Linked DNA regions of Homo sapiens: regions 2, 3 and 4 are each linked to region 1. Evidence: read pairs that join two places in POLR2A ChIA-PET (ENCODE). Cell type or tissue: Panc1. All regions are shown on one strand.

Region 1 (2,500 bases):
CCCAGGAGGCAGAGGTTGCAGTGAGCCGAGATCACACCACTGTACTCCAGCCTGGACCACAGAGTGAGACTCCATCTCAAAAAAAAAAAAAAGATATCTGGGCAGGGGATTGCTGAGAGAGGAGCCACTTTACCAGTTTGGGATTTTTTTGTAGTTCAACCCTATTAGAGAAAGTTGTGATCTTTTGGCCCTTTTAAATGCTCTGGAATGGATGGTGTTGGGTCCCATAAGAATGTGAGCCGAATTCTTATTCACTTAGGAGGTGTGGTTTATTTAAGTGTAAAATTAGTGTCCCACCCCTTAAATCACTTCTGATAGAGACAAAAGACTTCCTATATCAAGAAGTCTAGTAAGCAGAAGATTACGGGAGACCACACGTCAACGGAACACAAAAAGGACAGCTTTAAAGTATGCTGCCAGCCTCTCAGATTCCGAGAAACACGAACAAAGATAATCCTATTTGAACAAGCCCTGCCCTTCTCAACTCAATGTTTTCCTGGAGTTCTGCTCTAGACAGAAAAACTTGCAGATTGGATGTTCCTGACCTAAAACAATGTTAGATTATAAGGCCACTAAGTTATAAAATGAATGTGGAGTCTGTCATCCTTTGGAGACCAGGACATGAGCCTCCTTCCACACAAAACATTTTACAGGGAATATATAAATCTATCTCTGACTTAGTATTTTTATTTATTCACTTTTTTGAGACATAATCTTACTCTGTCATCCAGGCCCTATCAGTGGCCCTATCATAGCTTACTGAAGCCTCCAACTCCTGGGTTTAAGGGATCCTCTCACCTCAGCCTCCTCAGTAGCTGAGAGTACTGACACGCATCACCACACCTGGCTAATTTTTTTGTAGAGCTAGGGTCTTGCCATGTTGCCCAGGCTGGTATCTCTGATTTAGAGTAGGGTCGAAATCTATATTAGAGTAAGGGAAATGGGAGTGTTGGAGGAAGAAAAAAGAGAAAAATGAGGAAGGAAAAATTGTGTGTGTGTGTGTGTGTGTGTGTGTGTGTGTGAAGTGAAAATAAATATAGATATAGACAGAAAAATATATGTCCTGCAGTTTAAGAGTAGAACCCTTCTCAACTACACTGACTAGAAATATTTATGATCCAGAGGAGCTGACAGAAAAAAGACAGAAATCATCACAGAAACTAGGAAGTCATGGGAACAGGCGTGGTAGTGATGAAGAGATGACTGCAGGTGGATATATGAGGAGAAATGGGAATAAAAACATCTGGAAAAACAGTAAAGCATAGCCAGCAAACAGGTCTAGGCTGTGGTTCGTGATAAATATTGGAAGGCGAAACCCTTTCCTTTTGGCTTTCCTCTTCGTATACCTTTTCCTGTTAAATACTGTTGATTTCACTTGAATAATAATTCGTATTATCAGTAAACAATGAAATGCAGCCCCTAGATCTCTGGGCAGATTCCTTTTATGCTTTCCTGATCATGTCAATGAACCGTGTGCATCACCTACCCTAGCTATTCTGGAATGTTTAGGCAAATACTCCACTGAGTTGAGTCATACTTGAGAGCTGACGTCAGTGTACATTTTAGTAGAGAACCCAGTTAAGGTTTCATGCTCCAGGAAGCCTGTTCTGATTAGTTTTAGCTTAAAAAAAAAAAAAAGATAGTAGAGAACCTAGTTAAGGTTTCTTGCTCCAGGAAGCCTGTTCTGATTAGTTTTAGCTTAAAAAAAAAAAAAAAAAAAAAAGATCAACCTGTGCTTAAGAGTTGGCACAGAAAACAATTCTGCAGCCATGTTGGTTTTAGTGACCATGTTTTTAAAATTACAAAGTAATATGCAGGTGAGAACAATTTACTTTTCATATATATATAAATTGTAAGATGTGTATACATATACATCTTAAATTCAAGCAGATGAGAATACTTTAAACCATTCAGAAGAATAGCTACCCCTTAAAACTTCCCAGAGGTAACATGTTTTCTTCTGGAAATTACCATCTATCTAAGTTATACATATATATAAATTACTTTAAAAAGGGTCATCTATACTGTGTTATCTATATTATTTAAATGTATAGATAGCACCTGTAATCCAAGCATTTTGGGAGGCTGAGGTGGGAGAATCACTTGAGGTCAGGAGTTCAAGACCAGCCTGGCCAACGTGGTGAAACCCCCATCTCTACCAAAAATACAAAAATTAGCTGGGCGTGGTGGTGCAACACCTGTATTCCCAGCTACTCAGGAGGCTGAGGCGAGAGGATCGCCTCTGAACCCAGGAGACAAAGCTTGCAGTGAGCCAAAATCGTGCCACTGCCCTCCAGCCTGGGCGATAGAGTGAGACTTCGTCTCAAAAAAATATATATATACACATATATAAATAAAAATATATATATTATATAATAAAAAAGTATAGATAGAATAATTTTTTTTTAAGAGAGAGAGTCTCGCTCTCTCACCCAGGCTAGAGTGCAGTGCCATGATCATAGCTCACCATAACCTCAAATTTCCTGGGCCCAAGCAAGCC
Region 2 (2,500 bases), 190 kb before region 1:
CTTAATATAGATATGTCTGTAGTGAATATCATTACAAATTTATAATCAGTCATGCAGCTTATATTCTAGATTGGAAAATGGACAATAACAGTATAAAAAATAAATTATATGAAATGTTAAATAGTGATATGTGCCAAGGAGAAAAAATAAAGAAAGAGGTTTAGGAGATGTGTGTTGTATGAGTGAAATGGAATAAAAGGTGTTTAAACGTGTAGGTTGGCCAAGGAAGGCCCATTACCCGAATCACATACAGAGAAGAGTAAGAAATTCATGCCACTGCTTATTGTAAGCACGAGATATTTCTGCCAGATTGATTGTTATTCTGGATACGTGTCCTAGAAACTCTTATTTAGAAAAACCAAACTTCCAAAAAGTTTAAATAAGAAGAATTAACTCTAATGGAAGAAATTATATTGCATAACATGCTTTCTTTAGAAAAACAGCTTTCTTAATTTTATTTTTAAGTCAAGAAAAAAACCCACATGATTTCCTATATGTAGTTGTTGACTTTTATTTTAGACCACATAGTAGTTCATAAGCTACTTTGAGGATTCAAGTTTCAATCCATTAGAGCACAGTGTTCATATTCTTCAAAATGATGGCGATTTCTTGAACACCTGTGAGTTCATTAACTTTGTTTTGCTGTTTTTTTTTTTGTTTTTTTTTTTTTTTTGAGTCAGTCTCGCTCTGTCTTCCAGGCTGGAGTGCAGTGGCGCAACCTCAGCTCACTGCAACCTCTGCTTCCCAGGTTTAAGCAATTTTCCTGCCTCAGCCTCCTGAGTAGCTGGGACTACAGGTATGTACCACCATGCCCGGCTAATTTTTGTATTTTTTAGTGGAGATGGGGTTTCGCCATGTTGGCCAGGCTGGTCTCGAACTCCTGACCTCAAGTTATCCACCCACCTCAGCCTCCCAAAGTGCCGAGATTACAGGTGTGAGCCACCGCGCCCAGCCTTATTCCGTTAACTTTGAATGAAAACAGCTCCTCAGAAATATGGCGGTCCCACAGCATCTGGCTGATGCCCTTTGCACTGTTCTAGCTGGTTTTCTGTGGCCCTGCTATCCATCAGAGTAACAGATGAATGCATATGCTAATGTACTTTCCCTATTCCCAAGCCACTCCCTGGCAAAGATTTTCCCTAGGGTATTGGGTGCCCTCTCGCAGATGACTTGGGAACCATTTAGTGTATTTAGACTGTAATGATCCCTTGTTACCCACAAGAAAGGAGAGTCACTGAGTGCCTCATTTCCTGTCATCCTAGCGGCAATCTGAACATGGGAAAGAACTGATCTCAATGTCATTTCTCATATTTCTCCCCATCTTGTTATAATAGATAAAGTAGACAATGCAGTGTGCAAAACTCAGATTGCAAGGATGCTTGAACTGCCCACTATCTATAGGAGAGTTTATGACCAGCCTTTCCGTAGTTCAGCCTTAGACAAAGAAGCAGCACTGAAGTTACAGCTTAACACTGCTGAATATGTGACCACAGCAGTAATGTCAAGTGACAGGAGCCCAGATGCTGGGGTTGGCCTGGGTTCGAATCCTAAACTGTCTCCTTACTCACTGTGGGTCTAGGGACAGGTTCTTTAACCCTCTGTATGCCTCAATTTCCTCATTTGTAAAATGAAAGTAACAATAGTATAAACTTATAGGGTTGATTTGAGGAAAATATGTCACTGGAGTCTCAGCGGGAGAGGAAGGGAGATCATAGAAAAAGTATTTGAAGAAACATATAAAGGCACAGGTCTAAAAAGCTCAATGAACCCAAAGACAAGAAACATGAAGAAAACTGCATCAAGGCACATCATAATTAAAAAGAACATGTGCCAAAAATAAACAAGTGGTTCTCAGACAGGGATGATTCTTCCCCACCCCCAGCACATAGACGACATTTAGCAATATCTGGAGACAGTTTTGCTTGTCATAGCTGGGGGAGGGTGTAGGCTGTGCTGCTGGCATCTAGCAAGCAGAGGTCAGGAATGTTGCTAAATATCCTAAAGTGAACTGGACAGCCCTCACAATAATGAATTATCCTGCCCAAAATATCAACAGTGCTAAGAGTGAGAAATCCTAAAGGCATGTTATAATCAAATGTTTAAAACCAGTAGTAATATCAGGCAAGAGAAAAAAATAAAAGGCATCCAAATAGGGAAATAAGAAGCCACATTATCTCTTCACTGACAATATGATTCTATACCTAGAAAACCCAAAATACTCTGCCAAAAGGCTCCTAGACCTGAAAAATGACTTTACTGAAGTTTCAGGATACAAAATCAATGTACAAAAATCAGTAGCATTTTTACACACCAATAACTTTCAAGCTGAGAGCCAAATCAAGAACTCAATTCCATTTACAATAGACACACACACACACACACACACACACACACACACATACACCCTAGGAATATACGTGACCAAGAAGGTGAAAGATCTCTACAAGGAGAACCACAAAACACTGCTGAAAGAAATCAGAAATGATACAACCAAATGGAA
Region 3 (2,500 bases), 290 kb before region 1:
AGCCATGACAGACTACCTGGAAAAATGGGACACTCCCACCCAAATACTGTGTTGTTCCCAAGGTCTTAGCAACCGGTAGGCAAGGTGATTCTCTCCTGTGCCTGGCTTGGAGGTTCCCATGCCCACGGAGCCTTGCTCACTGCTAGCGCAGCAGTCTGAGATTGATTTGCAAGCCAGCAGCCTGGCTGGGGGAGGGGCATCTGCCATTGCTGAGGCTTGATTAGGTAAACAAAGCAGCTGGGAAGCTCAAACTGGGTGGAGCCCACCACAGCTCAACAGGCCTACAGCCTCTAGACTCCACCTCTATGGGCAGGGCATAGCTGAACAAAAGCCAGCAGAAATTTCTGCTGACTTAAATGTCCCTGTCTGACAGCTCTGAAGAGAGCAGTTGTTCTCCCAAGATGGCATCTGAGCTCTGAGAACAGACAGACTGCCTCCTCAAGTGGGTCTCTGACCCCTGTGTAGCCTAACTGGGAGACAACTCCCAGTAGGGGCCGACAGACACCTCATACAGGCGGCTGCCTCTCTGGGAGGACGCTTCCAGAGGAAGGATCAAGCAGCAATATTTGCTGTTCTGCAGCCTCTGCTGGTGATACCCAGGCAAACAGGGTCTGGAGTGGACCTCCAGCCAACTCCAACAGACCTGCAGCTGAGGGACCTGACTGTTAGAAGGAAAACTAACAAACAGAAAGGAATAGCATCAACATCAACAAAAAGGACGTCCACACCAAAACCCCAGCTGTAGGTCACCAACATCAAAGACCAAAGGTAGATGAAACCACAAAGATGGGGAGAAACCAGAGCAGAAAAGCTGAAAATTCTAAAAAGCAGAGCGCCTCTTCTCCTCCAAAGGATCGCAGCTCCTCGCCAGCAACGGAACAAAGCTAGACGGAGAATGACTTTGATGAGTTGACAGAAGTAGGCTTCAGAAGGTCAGTAATAACAAACTTCTCTGAGCTAAAGGATGTCCAAACCCATCGCGAGGAAGCTAAAAACCTTGAAAAAAGATTAGACGAATGGCTAATTAGAATAAACAGTGTAGAGAAGACCTTAAATAACCTGATGGAGCTGAAAACCATGGCATGAGAACTTCATGACGCATGCACAAGCTTCAATAGCTGATTCGATCAAGTGGAAGAAAGGGTATCAGTGATTGAAGATCAAATTAATGAAATAAAGCGAGAAGACAAGGTTAGAGAAAACAGAGTTAAAAGAAATGAACAAAGCCTCCAAGAAATATGGGACTATGTGCAAAGACCAAATCTACATTTGATTGATGTACCTGAAAGTGATGGGGAGAATGGAACAAAGCTGGAAAACACTCTTCAGGATATTATCCAGGAGAACTTCCCCAACCTAGCAAGGCAGGCCAACATTCAAATTCAGGAAATACAGAGAACACCACAAAGATACTCCTTGAGAAGAGGGACCCCAAGACACAGTTGTCAGATTCACCAAGGTTGAAATGAAGGAAAAAGTGTTAAGAGCAGCAGAGAGAAAGGTCGAGTTACCCACAAAGGGAAGCCCATCAGACTAACAGCAGATGTCTCAGCAGAAACCCTACAAGCCAGAAGAGAGTGGGAGCCAATATTCAACATTCTTAAAGAAAATAATTTTCAACCCAGAATTTCATATCCAGCCAAACTAAGCTTCATAAGTGAAGGAGAAATAAAATCCTTTACAAACAAGCAAATGCTGAGAGATTTTGTCACCACCAAGCCTGCCTTATAAGAGCTCCTGAAGGAAGCACTAAACATGGAAAGAAACAACCGATACCAGCCACTGCAAAAACAGGCCAAATTGCAAAGACCATCGATGCTATGAAGAAACTGCATCAATTAATGGGCAAAATAACCAGCGAACATCATAATGACAGAATCAAATTCACACATAGCAATATTAACCTTAAATGTAAATGGGCTAAATGCCCCAATTAAAAGATACAGACTGGCAAATTGGATAAAGAATCAAGATGCATCAGTGTGCTGTATTTAGGAGACCCATCTCATGTGCAAAGACACACATGGGCTCAAAATAAAGGGATGGAGGAAGATCTACCAAGGAAATGGAAAACAAAAAAAAGCAGTGGTTGCAACCCTAGTCTCTGATAAAACAGACTTTAAACCAACAAAGATCAAAAGAGACAAAGAAGGCCATCACATAATGGTAAAGGGATCAATTCAACAAGAAGAGCTAACTATCCTAAATATATATGCACCCAATACAGGAGCACCCAGATTCATAAAGCAAGTCCTTAGAGACCTACAAAGAGACCTGGACTCCCACACAATAATAACGGGAGACTTTAACACCCCACTGTCAATACTAGACAGATCAATGAGACAGAATGTTAACAAGGATATCCAGGACCTGAACTCAGCTCTGCACCAAGTGGACCTAATAGACATCTACAGAACTCTCCACCCCAAATCAACAAAATATACATTCTTCTCAGCACCACATCACACTTATTCTAAAATTGACCACATAATTGGAAGTA
Region 4 (2,500 bases), 170 kb before region 1:
TTCTACTAAGGGTTTTACAGCATTTGCTCTTTTTTTTTAGGTTATTGATCCATTTTGAGTTAAATTTTGTATATAATGTGAAGTAGGGGGTTCACCTTCATTCTTTTGTACGTGAATATCTAGTGGACCTTATACCATTTGTTGAAATGGTATGACCTTTTACCACTGTCTTACATGCTTGTTGAAATTCAATTAACCATAGATGTGTGGGTTTATTTCTGAACTCTCAATTTTCTTCCATTGTCTGTGTTTATGCCAGTACCACATCATTTACATTTTTGTAATTTAAAAAAATTGCAGTAAAATGCATATAACAAAATTTACCACTATAAACATTTTAAAGTATAAGTCTCTTCAGCTCTGTGCATTTTTTTTTTCATTCTTTTTCCTCTCTGCCTCAGACTAGATAATATCAATTGACCTATATCTTCAAGTTCACTAATTCTTTCTTCTGCCTGCTCAAGTTTGCTGGTTGAATCCCTCTAGTCAATTTTTCAACTCAGCTCTTGTACTTTTCAGTTCCAGAACTTCTATTTGGTATCTTTTAAACAATTTCTATGTATCTATTGAAATTTTCTGTTAGTTCATACATCATCCTTTTAGCTACTTAACTATACTTTAGGCAGTTGATCTAAAGTCTTTGAGTAGTACATATAATGTCCGTGCCTCCTCAAGGATACTCCCTATTTCTTTTTTTTTTCTTTCTGTGATTGGGCTGTAATTTATTGTTTCTATGTATGCATAATTTCTTGTTGAAACTGGACATTTTGTATATTATAATGTGGTAACTCTCGAAATCGCATTCTTCCCCTTCCTCAGGGTTTGTTGTTGCTACTTACTGTGGGTTGTAGTTGTTTGTTTAATGACTTTATTAAACTCTTCTTGTAAAGACCTGTGACCTTTGTCATAGGTCGTCACTCAAGTCTCTGTTCACCTTAGTGAGCAACTAGTGATTTGACAGGTTTCCTTAAATGCCTGGAGCGAAAGGGGTAAAAATACTCTCCGGATCTTTTCAGACTGGCTCTGTATTGGGCATTTCTTCAATGCTTACTTAGCAAGACCATTTACAACTCTCTCTTAGCCTTAAGATTCCGGCTTGCATGGGGCTTAAATGTCAGCCAGACATGAAAGCTCAGGATCTTCTAAGGTTTCTTCTGAACATTCATTCAACCCTAAGCCTTCTACACTCCCCTGTATATGGTGAAGCATTTCAAATCACTTGTTCTCCCATGTATCTCCTTACAAAGCCTCTTCCTTCCCAGGCTATTTGGTTTGTCTGCTTGTCCCAGCTGCTACAGTATTATTTACCTTTAAATCTTTCTGACAAATGCTGCCCCAGTCCCCTAAAAGCTCTGAAGCAGGTGAAACAAAGGCAAGCCTCAAAGCTGATTCCTTAGGGAGCCACCAGACAGGTTGATGCCCACATCCAGAGTCATCCAAGAACATGATCCACATTGCTCGTTCTGACACAAGCAAACTCTGTCAGGAACATGGGCCGCCATCCTTACAGCTGCCATTGCACTGGGGACTTGGGGTGGTCACCAGGTAAGTTAAAATACAATGTTCTGTGAACAAATTTTAGCAGCTTCTTTCTTTTAAAGCGTTCTCCTGGTTGTTTTAAGTCTTTCGTTAGATTCTAGAGATCTGAACAAGTTGACTGACAATTTTTGGCAGCTTAATTTTTGGTTTAATGGCGGGATGTGGTTTTGGAGTTCCCCGCTGTGTCATTTTTTCTCTCTTTGTACTTCTTAACCTTGACAGTTTTAAAAGGCACAGGTGAGTTATATTGTAGAATATCTCTCATTTTGAATTAGGCTGATGTTTCTTTGTGATTAGATTCATATCTAGCTATCACAAACTATGAATTCATGTTGATACCTATAATTCCTTTCTAGGAAACAATTTGGTCTTATCCCTCACACACTTGTTACTACCTTCTCCAAAAATGAGAAACCTGGTTCCCATTATCATCAATATATTTATTCAAGCTTAGAATACACAAAAAGTAGTTTCACAACTGCTAATCCCATCTCTGCAGAAAACAAACATATCTATGTCATCTAGAGTCCAACATTTGTTACTTTTTTAAGGAAAATCTACATATGTTGAAAAGCAAAAATCTAATGTATAATAGACGTCTTTATCAAGATATGGAACATTTCCATCACTTCCGAAAGTTCTTTTATGCCCCTCCATAATAAATTCCTACCATATTTTCACCATAGATGAGTTTTGCCTGTTCTAGAAATTGATATAAATGGTATCACTAGTATATACTTTGGTGTCCTGCTTCTTTGGCTCAGCATAATGTGGGGAAGATTCATCCACACTGTAATCATCAGTAGTTCACTTTTATTGCTTAGTAGTATTTTATTCTGATCATTACAAAATTAAAATATATAATAAATGTAAAAGTGTTCCTATTTCTCCACATCCTCTCCAGCATCTGTTGTTTCCTGACTTTTTAATGATTGCCATTCTAACTGGCACGAGATGGTAT

What was found. Peaks named below come from ENCODE experiments on the same cell type or tissue, not always from the same donor. Only the 100,000 strongest peaks of a DNase experiment are listed, where the experiment ranks them.
Region 2: POLR2A ChIA-PET joins it to region 1 with 6 read pairs; 4 of 35 experiments call an interaction of 5 or more read pairs at or near these places.
Region 3: POLR2A ChIA-PET joins it to region 1 with 5 read pairs; 3 of 35 experiments call an interaction of 5 or more read pairs at or near these places.
Region 4: POLR2A ChIA-PET joins it to region 1 with 5 read pairs; 3 of 35 experiments call an interaction of 5 or more read pairs at or near these places.

What each region holds. Positions count from the first base shown.
Region 1 is chr10:72,686,811-72,689,310 of GRCh38, forward strand. No RefSeq gene overlaps it. Among named protein-coding and RNA genes, the nearest start is that of MCU, 4.1 kb to the right of the region's middle. In Panc1, no CTCF peak of the experiment used is centred here; a DNase peak (open chromatin) is centred at 1,531.
Region 2 is chr10:72,501,502-72,504,001 of GRCh38, forward strand. All of the region lies in intron 6 of MICU1 (mitochondrial calcium uptake 1), which reads right to left. Among named protein-coding and RNA genes, the nearest start is that of MICU1, 120 kb to the right of the region's middle. In Panc1, no CTCF peak of the experiment used is centred here; no DNase peak of the experiment used is centred here.
Region 3 is chr10:72,395,536-72,398,035 of GRCh38, forward strand. The region is part of intron 10 of MICU1 (mitochondrial calcium uptake 1); the gene reads right to left. Among named protein-coding and RNA genes, the nearest start is that of DNAJB12, 42 kb to the left of the region's middle. In Panc1, no CTCF peak of the experiment used is centred here; no DNase peak of the experiment used is centred here.
Region 4 is chr10:72,513,652-72,516,151 of GRCh38, forward strand. The region is part of intron 5 of MICU1 (mitochondrial calcium uptake 1); the gene reads right to left. Among named protein-coding and RNA genes, the nearest start is that of MICU1, 110 kb to the right of the region's middle. In Panc1, no CTCF peak of the experiment used is centred here; no DNase peak of the experiment used is centred here.